4 separate regions of the Mus musculus genome follow, and regions 2, 3 and 4 are each linked to region 1. The links are chromatin loops, found by intact Hi-C in ENCODE. Cell type or tissue: heart. All regions are shown on one strand. Region 1 overlaps Gm51568 (a long non-coding RNA gene). Region 2 has its middle 24 kb from the start of Cldn23. Region 3 overlaps Gm38414 (predicted gene, 38414). Region 4 overlaps 1700015I17Rik (a long non-coding RNA gene).

Evidence for each region. A loop is a pair of places that touch in the nucleus more often than their neighbours do. Peaks named below come from ENCODE experiments on the same cell type or tissue, not always from the same donor. Only the 100,000 strongest peaks of a DNase experiment are listed, where the experiment ranks them.
Region 2: a loop joins it to region 1, with 5 times the contacts of the local background. A loop is called at or near these places in 25 of 42 quality-filtered maps.
Region 3: it touches region 1 in a loop (3-fold over the local background); 3 of 42 quality-filtered maps call a loop at or near these places.
Region 4: it touches region 1 in a loop (5-fold over the local background); 34 of 42 quality-filtered maps call a loop at or near these places.

The regions. Positions count from the first base shown.
Region 1 is chr8:35,497,129-35,499,628 of GRCm38, reverse strand. It overlaps Gm51568 (a long non-coding RNA gene), which reads right to left. Exons shown (of 2, transcript XR_003947532.1): 1 at 2,476-2,500; 2 at 225-2,297. Among named protein-coding and RNA genes, the nearest start is that of Eri1, 2.8 kb to the right of the region's middle. In heart, CTCF peaks have their summits at 558 (motif pointing left) and 1,140; a DNase peak (open chromatin) is centred at 1,148.
Region 2 is chr8:35,849,546-35,852,045 of GRCm38, reverse strand. No RefSeq gene overlaps it. Among named protein-coding and RNA genes, the nearest start is that of Cldn23, 24 kb to the right of the region's middle. In heart, a CTCF peak has its summit at 1,443 (motif pointing right); a DNase peak (open chromatin) is centred at 1,495; H3K4me3 peaks cover 626 bases; H3K27ac peaks cover 241 bases; H3K27me3 peaks cover 82 bases.
Region 3 is chr8:36,157,904-36,160,403 of GRCm38, reverse strand. It overlaps Gm38414 (predicted gene, 38414), which reads right to left. Exons shown (of 4, transcript NR_151736.1): 3 at 558-657; 4 at 1-473. Among named protein-coding and RNA genes, the nearest start is that of Gm38414, 3.1 kb to the right of the region's middle. In heart, no CTCF peak of the experiment used is centred here; a DNase peak (open chromatin) is centred at 1,093; H3K27ac peaks cover 1,810 bases.
Region 4 is chr8:35,706,530-35,709,029 of GRCm38, reverse strand. It overlaps 1700015I17Rik (a long non-coding RNA gene), which reads left to right. Exons shown (of 3, transcript XR_378890.3): 3 at 1-1,039. Among named protein-coding and RNA genes, the nearest start is that of 1700015I17Rik, 12 kb to the left of the region's middle. In heart, a CTCF peak has its summit at 1,005 (motif pointing right); a DNase peak (open chromatin) is centred at 979; H3K4me3 peaks cover 499 bases; H3K27ac peaks cover 712 bases.

The DNA of each region.
Region 1 (2,500 bases):
GGCCCATTGGACTGGCAAACTTTATATGCCCCAGTACAGGGGAACACCAGGGCCAAAAAGGGGGAGTGGGTGGGCAGGGGAGTGGGGGTGGGTGGATATGGGGGACTTTTGGTATAGCATTGGAAATGTAAATGAGCTAAATACCTAATAAAAAATGGAAAAAAAACCACATTCGATCCTATTTTTATGTGTGCCTCTTGCCCAGCAAAATAAGAGTGCCAAAATATAAGGAAAAGATTTTATTCCAATCATAAACAACAGCATCCATCACAACACATAGTAAAATTAATTAATTTGCTATCTAATGTAAGAATATAAAATAAGTAATAAACCTTTGAAAACATTTGAACACTTCCATATAAATTTTCTACTGGCCAAACCTGACTAATAGTTCTTTTGGCGGGGGTTATGGAAGATTGAACCTAGAGCTCCTCGAATGCTAAGCAAATCTTCTCTGACTGTGTGCTTATCAATTTTCAACAGACTGAAAGCCTGTTAGTACTTTGAATTAGGAAAACCGATTACTAAACTTCAAAAGTAGAAGTTTGGGGTGGACTGCCCTCTGCTGGCACTTAAAGAACTTTCTGATCAGTTTTACTTGAGCTCCAGTTGTGTTCAACTTCGATACAATACAGGTTTTTCTTGCTTTCTTTCTTTTCCTTTTTTTAAAAAAATTATTCATTCTTTGTGAATTTCTTAGTATGCACCCCAATCCTATTCATCTGCCCATTTATTCATATCTACCCTTTGCCCTTACAACCTCCCCCACAAAAGAAAAGATAGAATAAAAAATTATTTTAAAAAAATCTTGTCGTGGAAGCTGTAATATGTCAGTGTGTCCCCGAATGTGTATCCACAGGCCTTTACTTGCCAATGTTCATTGCAGTGAGGCATTGGCCTGATTAGAGGCCTCTGGCTTCTGCTACACTATCAATACTGGATCCTCACCAGGCCTCCTCTCAGATATCCTGTTGTTGCCCTGCGTCATGGAGAGCCTGCAGCTTTGGTTCTGCAGGGCTGGCCCTTTCCAGCAGGTCACAGATGGGGTAGATCTTAGGGTTGGCCAACTCAAAGCCCCGGATCTGGGCCTGGGAGGTGGCTGAGTTGGTCAGCCTAGCAGATATTCCACATCCCACCACCAGGGTGAGCTCTCCAGCACCGCCCCAGCTAACTCACCCAGCACTGGAGCCAACAAGGGGCAGGGTCAGCTCTCCAGACTGCCTGTCCTTGGGGCCAGATCACCTGTGCCTGCACCATCAGGGCAGCTCTACTGTGCTGCCCAGGAGCGTGGGTTCTGCTCTCGGGTGCTGCAGCCAGTAGGAGGCAGGGATGGCTCTCTCCCTCCTGCCACAGGTGGGTAAGGAGCAAGGCAGGGATACAAGAGGATACACACACACACACACACCACTAACGAATGACACAAACAGCTCTCTCTCTCTCTCTCTCTCTCTCTCTCTCTCTCTCTCTCTCTCTCTCTCTCTTTCTCTCTCTCTCTCTCTCTCTCAGGAAAGGTGTCAGTATGAAACCCTGGCTGGCCTGGAACTCACTATGTAGAGCAGAGTAGGCCCTGAACTCACAGGGATCTGCCTGTCTCTGCCCTCTCTGTGTTGATATTTAAAGATGTAACCCCTTTGCTCACTTTAATGCGCATGTGTACAATTTGCAACAGGAGAAACCCTACAATTTTCCAAATAACTTGATGTTTCTTATAAACAGCTTATTTTGGAAGAGTTTTGAGGTATAACATACTGTAGTCAGTGATGTGGTACTAGATGGTTCTAGCTATGGCAGTGGGAGAACTGGGCGTAAGGAAGCAAAGAGATGAATTCTGGTGTTCCACTTGCTTTCTCCACTTTACGAAGCCCAGGACTCCAACTCATGGGATGCTGCTGCCTACAATCTTTAAACTGACTATGTTAAGTTACACCAACACACACGAATTGATTAGAGTGGTTTACAGATATGGTCTGAAATGTCCAACAATGGCTGATGAAAGGTCAGGATTCCTGTAGCAGTTCAGTCTACTAGGATGTCAGCTGGTCTTCAGTCTTGTTGGAGTCCCATCTAGGAAAACAGTGCCTCAGCAGCAGGACAGATAGACAGGACAGATAGACAGGCAAGCAAGCAAAGGGCACAATCTTCCATTTTCCAGGTCCTTTCATGTAGGCTGCCATTAGAGGGCATGACCCAAATTTTGAGTGGGTCTTCTCAACTCCGTGACTCTCATGTGTTTGTTTCTTAAAGGCATTCACTAAAGGTGTGCTAGGGGAACCTCAAATTCAATGTATCCTGCAAAACTAATTGTAAAAGGGAAAGGTTTATTTTTCTTATATGATATATTGGATATCTAATTCCATATTTGATAATGTTAGAAAGTTTAATAAAAGTCCAAATATCAATTATTTGGTAAATATAATCTATTTCTAATGTTCTTCTCAGAAGTCAAAATGTAGATAGGAAAGGAGAAAGACTTACTGTCATTGACGTTTTTCACAGAACT
Region 2 (2,500 bases), 350 kb before region 1:
GTAACCACCACAAGTATCAGTGGAAAACAAACTCTAAACACCAACATCACACACAGCAAAGAGAAAGGAGTTGAGCCTCACAATAGCCGAGTCCATCCTTTTATACAAGTGTTACAATGTAACTGATTTCCACCTCCATCCCACAAGTGTTACAATGTAACTGATTTCTACCTCCATCCCACAAGTGTTACAATGTAACTGATTTCTACCTCCATCCCACAAGTGTTACAATGTAACTGATTTCCACCTCCCTCCCTGGCCCTATTAGTCCACAGTAAAGGGGAAAGGGGCTTTGGAAACCACCAGGTATCAGCCTTTGTTCGGAACTCTAGAGACCTACAAACACTCACCCAAACTCCATGACATCTTGGTTGTTTGTTTGAGGGATTTTGTTGTTGTTTATTTGTTTGTTGTTGTTGTTTTAATAACAGAACCTTCAGCTCAATTTGGATCCCAAAAGAGATCAGACCTGGTGTGTTTGTGAAGCTGACTTTAAAGCCAGGTTTCCCTTTCCATCAAATTCTGAACTGAGAGCTTAAGTCATAATCCTCCCTCTCTCCTCCGTCCTCCCGCCTCCCTCCTCCTCCCTCTTCCCTCTGAGTCTTTAAGAAATAACGGTTTTGGTGGGATATTGGAAGACAGTAAATAAGTTCACATTCACCATGCCTTCGTCATACAAAACCTGGGTGGGCTGCTTAACCTTTCTGAGTCTTAAGTTTGATCTTTTGTAAAAGGGGGCTAACACTGAACCCCCCCCCCCCGAGCATTTAAACATAGAGTTTAATCCAAGGGTCTCAAACTGACGGTCGGTGGTGTGAATACCTCTATGTGTAGATCAGGCTGTTAGCCGTTTCTGCAAAACTAGCAGTGATTCTCAATACCACCCCCCCCATCATAAGCCTATTACCCATCATTCCCCCCCAAGTTCAGAAGGGAAGGCCAAGGGATCACTAAACAGGATGGTAGGGGGGCCTGGCGTCCTTTGAAACCGTAGAGATTTTAAGTAATTCTCCTCACTGGGACTAGGTAAAAATAAACAAATAACAAGAACAAAAAAGTCTCCCTCTACCACTCACCTACTTCTGACTAGATACAGAAAAGAGACGTGGAAGACCGAGTGAGAAAATGAATCCACCTGCCGTTTGGAAAATAGTCAAGAGACTATTATCCCACCCATAGCCACAGCAAAAAAAAAAAAAAAAAAAGCTTTGCTGAGCTTTAAGCAACGGAAAAGGCAAGGGGTGGAAAGGAGAGGGCTAGCGTAAGGTAGTAGAGGCTTCACAGAAGCTCTGGTTCCTATGAGTCAGAAGCGCGCCCAACAGAAGGAAACTGTCCTTGACCTGGGCTGCAGGAAATGAAGCCCCTCTAGAAGTGCCTCTGCGGAAAGGAACACTTGCAGCAGCTTCCGAGCGAGCATCAATGGGGTCGCAGAAGGTTGTGCCCTGTGGAGCCACAAGAGGGCGCTCTAGGACAAAAAAATCAACATTTGTCCCTTGGCACACAGAAGCGGGCAAGACGTAAGGAGGGACGTCAGTCTGAAACTTTTTTGAGATCTTCCATTCTTCTTCCCTCTCCCCGTGAACCCCAAAGGAGAGCAAACATAGAGGAAGGGAGCTCATAGCCAGGGCGAGTGACTAAAAAGGAAGTCCACTAGACGCCATGACGCCTGCTCCCTAGTCAGGAGCAGGAGAAATCTAAGGAGTTGCTGCTGGTACCTAAAGATGTGTAGGGAAAGCCGTGGAAACGCATCCACAGGCAGAGAAAGCTCATCCTAGAGAAAATTAGAGCAAAATATTGGGGAAAAAAAAACCAAGTTGGCCCTTTGCTCCCTTAAAACCTAGCTGCCTGCACTGGTCCTTGCAGAGACAGCAGTGAAGTGGAAATTTCTGGTTTCTTTAACAACCCAGTTGTGTCATGTGATGTTTTCCTGACGCCGTCTTGTGAGAGGGCATGTAATGTTTTTTTTTTTTTTTTTTGCTGAAAATAGACACTTGAGAGGGCGGTTGATGTTTAGAAAGAATATAAATGGAACCCCACAAACAATAGGAGGGTGCTCTCGTATTGCTACGCCATACAACGCCTCGCTGGTCTTCACTGGTCTTCGTTGCTCTTTACTTTATAGACAGAAATGCGCCAAAGAAGTTCTTGTGGTATTCCAGCCAGAACGGTCCGCTTCCGCTGACTTGTGCCCATTCGGCGGAGCCTTGCTGTTTCTGCTGGATGGTGCGGCTGCTACTGGTTGGTGTTATGATGTTTGCTATTGGACCGGACTGTTGGTATCCTGACAATAAGAGCGGAACCACTCCAAGGAACTCCTTGTAAGCAGGTCCACAACACCATTTTTCTATTAACCTTCTTTTTCCCCAACCTCTGATTGGTGGGTTAGAAGGGAGGTTGAAGTGTTTAAGAACCCAAAATAAAGTAGGTTTTTTACTTAAAGAAAGGAAGGAAGGAAGGAAGGAAGGAAGGAAGGAAGGAAGGAAGGAAGGAAGGAAGAAAG
Region 3 (2,500 bases), 660 kb before region 1:
CCTTATTCTGGTTTGTTTTCTAGAGAAAAACAAAGGGAGGGAGAGAGAGATGGGGGAGAGTCAGATGGTTCGGGAGATGGGGGAGGGAAAACCATAATCAGATTACATGGTAGGAATTTTCAATTAAAGATAATAATAAAAGAAAATATGTCACATAAATGCATAGAAATCATAATCATTTTGCCAAATCCAGATACCCATAAACTGTGGGATGGGCAAATGTATTTTGCACTAAGAATACTGAGGTCATGTGGTACCCCACTGAAAGTGTCTGAGGGGTGTCAAAAGGGATTTCAGAAAACTTGCCAAGATTATTACAGCTCTTAATAACTAAACAAAGCCACAGTCTTTATCAACCAAAATAGCCACAACTGCTAAGGCCTCAGAGAACATCAGACAGTCATCTCATTGTGATGCGTGACTGGCAAGACGATCTCCAGGCAAGACATGACGACCTCCAGGGTTGGCATGTTCTACAAACATGAATGAAAATACATTTCCTTAGGAGTCTTCTGGATGCACGAAGTGGTTAAACAGTTAAGATTTGGATATTTTACCTCACGAGTGGTGTCTGTTGTTACTGTTGTTTGTAGTTCAATTCCTAGAACTGACCTAAAAGCTTGATTGTAGAGGCAGGTATCCATTATCCCATTCCTCCTATAACAAGAAGGGAGGTGCAGACAAGAGAATCATCTAGAAGCGTGTGAACTACCAGCTAGTCGGGTACTACCCTGCTCTGTGTCAGAAACAAGACCTTGCCGCAACAAAATGGGCAAGCAAGGGCTCTCCACAAATTGTCCTCTGATCTCCATGTGTGTACTCACCCTCTATCAAGATCTCAGAGTTTGCCAAGCACTGATGTTGCTAACTAGACTCCAGAGATGAGATTAAAGGCCTTCTCAGCCAGCAGGTTCTGCTCCGTTTTGGGAGTCTCCAGTTCTAGGTTCGTGCGTTTGTGCCTATGCACGCATGCTCTGGGGAAGCCGGCCTTCATTGTCTTTACTTCCTCTGACCTTTCTGGGGGATGGCAGCTGGGAAGAACTGGCAGCTGCAACCTTACCCTGCTTAGGCCTGCGAGAGAGTCCACCTCCGGATGCAGAGAAAATTGTCATTCTCAGCCAAAACAAACACTTTCCCATCTGGGAAGGCCACTGAGTGACAAGTGGCTTTTGATGTAGACATCACTGCCCCAGAGAGCTATTTATTTGGAAGCAAGAGGAGGAGGAGGAAGAAGCTTGAGTGCGGGGGAATTGAGCTATCATATCCGTACTTCTGGCAACAGGATCTTCAGGGCTCTGGGCTAAAGAGATTACTCTGGTCCCTTCAAAGTAGTTTCTGAAACCACTCTCTTCCTGTCATAGCTCTCACGTGGCTTTATGGGGGCCCCTGGAATGGTTTGTTTGGGTTTAGCTCGTTGTGACAGACAGGCCTGAAGACCAGAAATGGGAACGAAAGCAGTTAGTCTGAACTCCGCTGCCGACTGCAGTTTAAGGGCACGGGGAGTCCCAGGAAGCCAGAGAAAACCAAATTCCTTTTGTAAAAACGAACAGTGAGGGGCTCTGAAAGAAAGCACAAGTCACTGCCGAGAAATAAAAGTGTGTCTTTTAATGCAAATCCAAATCTGGGGAAACTCATACATGGGTTTTGTTTTCTTGAACTGGGAACGGTCATTTAAAATGACAATATTCCTTTAAAATGACAATATTTAAAGGTTTTGTCTCTGTCTGGTCCAGCATGTCTCTCAGCGTAAAGTTCTGCATTCTGAACTCACCCAGGTTTAGTGGCACCAGGATGGTTATATTTAGGAGAGTTGGGACAGTCTGAGCATAGCCAGGAGCATCCAGCAAGTTCAGCATAGTAATAACACTAAGATTTCCAGCGGAAAAAAATCTCATGGTGTAGATCACAAAGCAGACAGCTTAGACAGCACAAGGATATCTCTCTCTCTCTCTCTCTCTCTCTCTCTCTCTCTCCCCCCCCCCCTCTTTGTTCAGATAGCCTGTTTGGTGGGCAGCAAAATTGTGCATATCGTACATGCCGGGCAAAGAAACCACGTGGTCTCCCATCCTACTTGGAGTCGAACACAGAGAAGCCTGGGGGGGGGGGGGAGGGCAGAGCAGAGATGCTCAGGAAGCTGACTGTGGCATCGAGGCAGTTTGAATTCAGGCTTGCTGCCAAGGGTGTAAGGAAATATAGAAGCAGAGACTGATACAGGGGCTGGCAGGGCTGAGCTATCTCACCCAGCCCACAAGGCTATACAGGGTCTCAGAACAGGAAGAAGGTACAGTGGCAGAACAGGGGCTCCGGTGGAGGAGTCGGTCCAAGAGAGAACTTTGTTTCTTCAAGGTACCAGAGGGAAGGTCATCCGTGAAGTTAGTAGAATCATTAGAAAAACAAAACAAAACAAAACAAAACAAAACAAAACAAAACAAAACGAAAATGGTTCTAATAAAAGTAGCGTGTGAACTGGGCATGGTGCAGCACTTCTATGTTCTCATTG
Region 4 (2,500 bases), 210 kb before region 1:
CACAGCTTTCCTATCCTTTCCTTCTGACCAAATTCTACATTCACTTTGAGGTCAGCCGGTGCGCATCACAAACCCTTGCCAACTCTTCTGCTTAGAGCAAGTCACTCTCATCAGCAGCACCCGCAGCACCCTGCCTCAGCAGATGCTTCCAAATGTGTCCCCTTCTGAGCCAGAGAGCTCAGTCGATAAGGCCTCAGAAGAGTTCCTGACACTCTGAGGGAACCACACCAAGCCTTTCAAGTGTTCTCCTGGGCTTCATCTTCTGTCTACATCACCCAGCCAAGATACCAGCCTGCCACTGAGCTCAGCAGATGTCCGTGGTATGAATGGATTCCGAGCAGACGGCACAAAAATGAAGAAGATGGGAGAATGGTTGGGAGCCACCCTCTAATAGAGGATTACATTTAAATACATTAAAGATGGGAGCTGTCGTATGGGTTAGCATAGCAACAATGACCTTATCATTTCCAAGCCGACAGTACAGATGGATGTTCTCATTGTCTTAAAAATAGGTCCACGATGATACCGCAGGATTGATGGATGGAAGTGCATGATTGACAATTGAAACTGGGATTGTGGCTATATTCAACCCAGGAAACTGGGGAATCTTGGGAAGGAATATTTAAAATCCAGACTCCCAAGTGCCTGTAAACCAATTAAACAATAGCAAGATGAGCTTTGCTAGGATAAGGGAGACCCTGGGTGACATTTCCAAGCCAAGCCTGGGCATAGCTGTTTTTCCACCCTGAGCAGCTGAGGTGCTTGCTCACGGTAGGGGGGGCAAAGAAAAAAACCGCTCATGTGTCACTCAACTGCCCTCTGGCCCCACGTGTGGGAATTTCTTTTAAAGATCTTAGTATGGGGGGACGATAGAATGAAAAGAGTCCGATTATCTACGGCAAGCCTAATTATAGCTTCAAGGGCGAGTACGCCAGGAAGGGTCACGTGACACGTTCCATCCGCGAGCACTGGAGAGCAGCTGCGAACAGGAGCAGTTTCCAATGACAGCCACCAGGTGGCAGAACAGAACGCAAACCTCTCTGCCTTAGAGGTCAGCCCTCATTTGCCCTTAGGTGAGCAGTTTTGTGACCTTAGAAGACTCAGTAGTGACTCCACTGAGACTGTGATTCAAGGCCTCCGTTTCACCCGTGACTTAATTTACATTCAAAACAAACAAACTTCCAGTAGAATGAACTACCTTTGAAGGATGGGACCTTGAGAGCTAATTGTTTAATTTCCAGAAATGTAACCTTTTAATTAGAATTAGAGTATACCAATTACACTTCCATAACGCATAATTAGTCAACTTACATTTAAATTAAGAAAATTGTCATCCTCTGTCCTAGTCTGTCATCAATGGGAGGAGAGGCCCTTGGTCCTGTGAAGGCTCTATGCCCCAGTATAGGGGAATGCCTGGACCAGGAAGTGGGAGTGGGTAGGTTGGGGAGTAGGGGGTGGGGGAAGGGGATAGGGGATTTTCGGAGGGGAAACTAGGAAAGGGGATAACATTTGAAGTGTAAATAAAAGAAATATCTAATTAAAAAAAAAGAAAAAATTGTTCTCTATCTTTTACTTTGTTACTTCCTGTGGTCTTGAGTCTGTGCTGTTTGTGGGGCTTGTGTGAGAAAAATACTGCGCAATGAGGTGCTAGCGCATGTCTCTTCTCAGGTTGGGAACTTGAATTTGGCCATGGGAAGCAATGCAACCTTGTGCTACAAATGTTCTCCTTTGTGGCTGGCTCTTAACCATTCTCTGACCACTAATGCATGAGCTATGAGGGAGATGACCAGATAAGCTTCAGTGGGGGACAGACAAGAGTAATAAGCCTTTAAATTTGTTTCAATAATAATTCAGACACAGCAAAACACATCAATAGAGAGCCAGACTGTAGTGAACATTCAGAATTTGGGTCTGTGTCCTGCTGTTCATGAGTCACACACTTCCGGCCACTGGTTCCTCATGCCCATTCCTCCTTCTGCCGAAAGGATATATTGGAACCTAATTTATATAGTTACTTCAAAGACTAAGAGAATTCATGCCCTGAAGTTGCGCCTTGACTGGCTGTATCTGCCAGCTAATTTTTTTGCTGGATTGGTTTTGTTTTGATCTTACAAGATAGGGTTTCTCTGTGAAGCCCTGGTTACCCTGGAACTCACTCTGTAGACCAGGCCGGCCTCAGAGATCTGCCTGTTTCTGCCTCCCAAGTGCTGGGATTAAAGGTGTACACTGCCATGCCCATCCAGCAAGCCAGCTCTTCTTACTACTAAAGAAGGTGGATAACATTAAAGCCACAAGATGCACATGGCGGAGATGAATGTGAGTCAATCTGAAGACTGTACATCAATTTACAATCTTATTCGATTTTTACATTTAATTTTGTATTATGATTTACCTTCATTTTCTGGGGATAAATAAAGATAAAACAGTATCGGATTCATTGTTTGGTACTGACAGAATAATAGATTTTACTATCACACCTTGCTTTTTCAATATCTGGAGA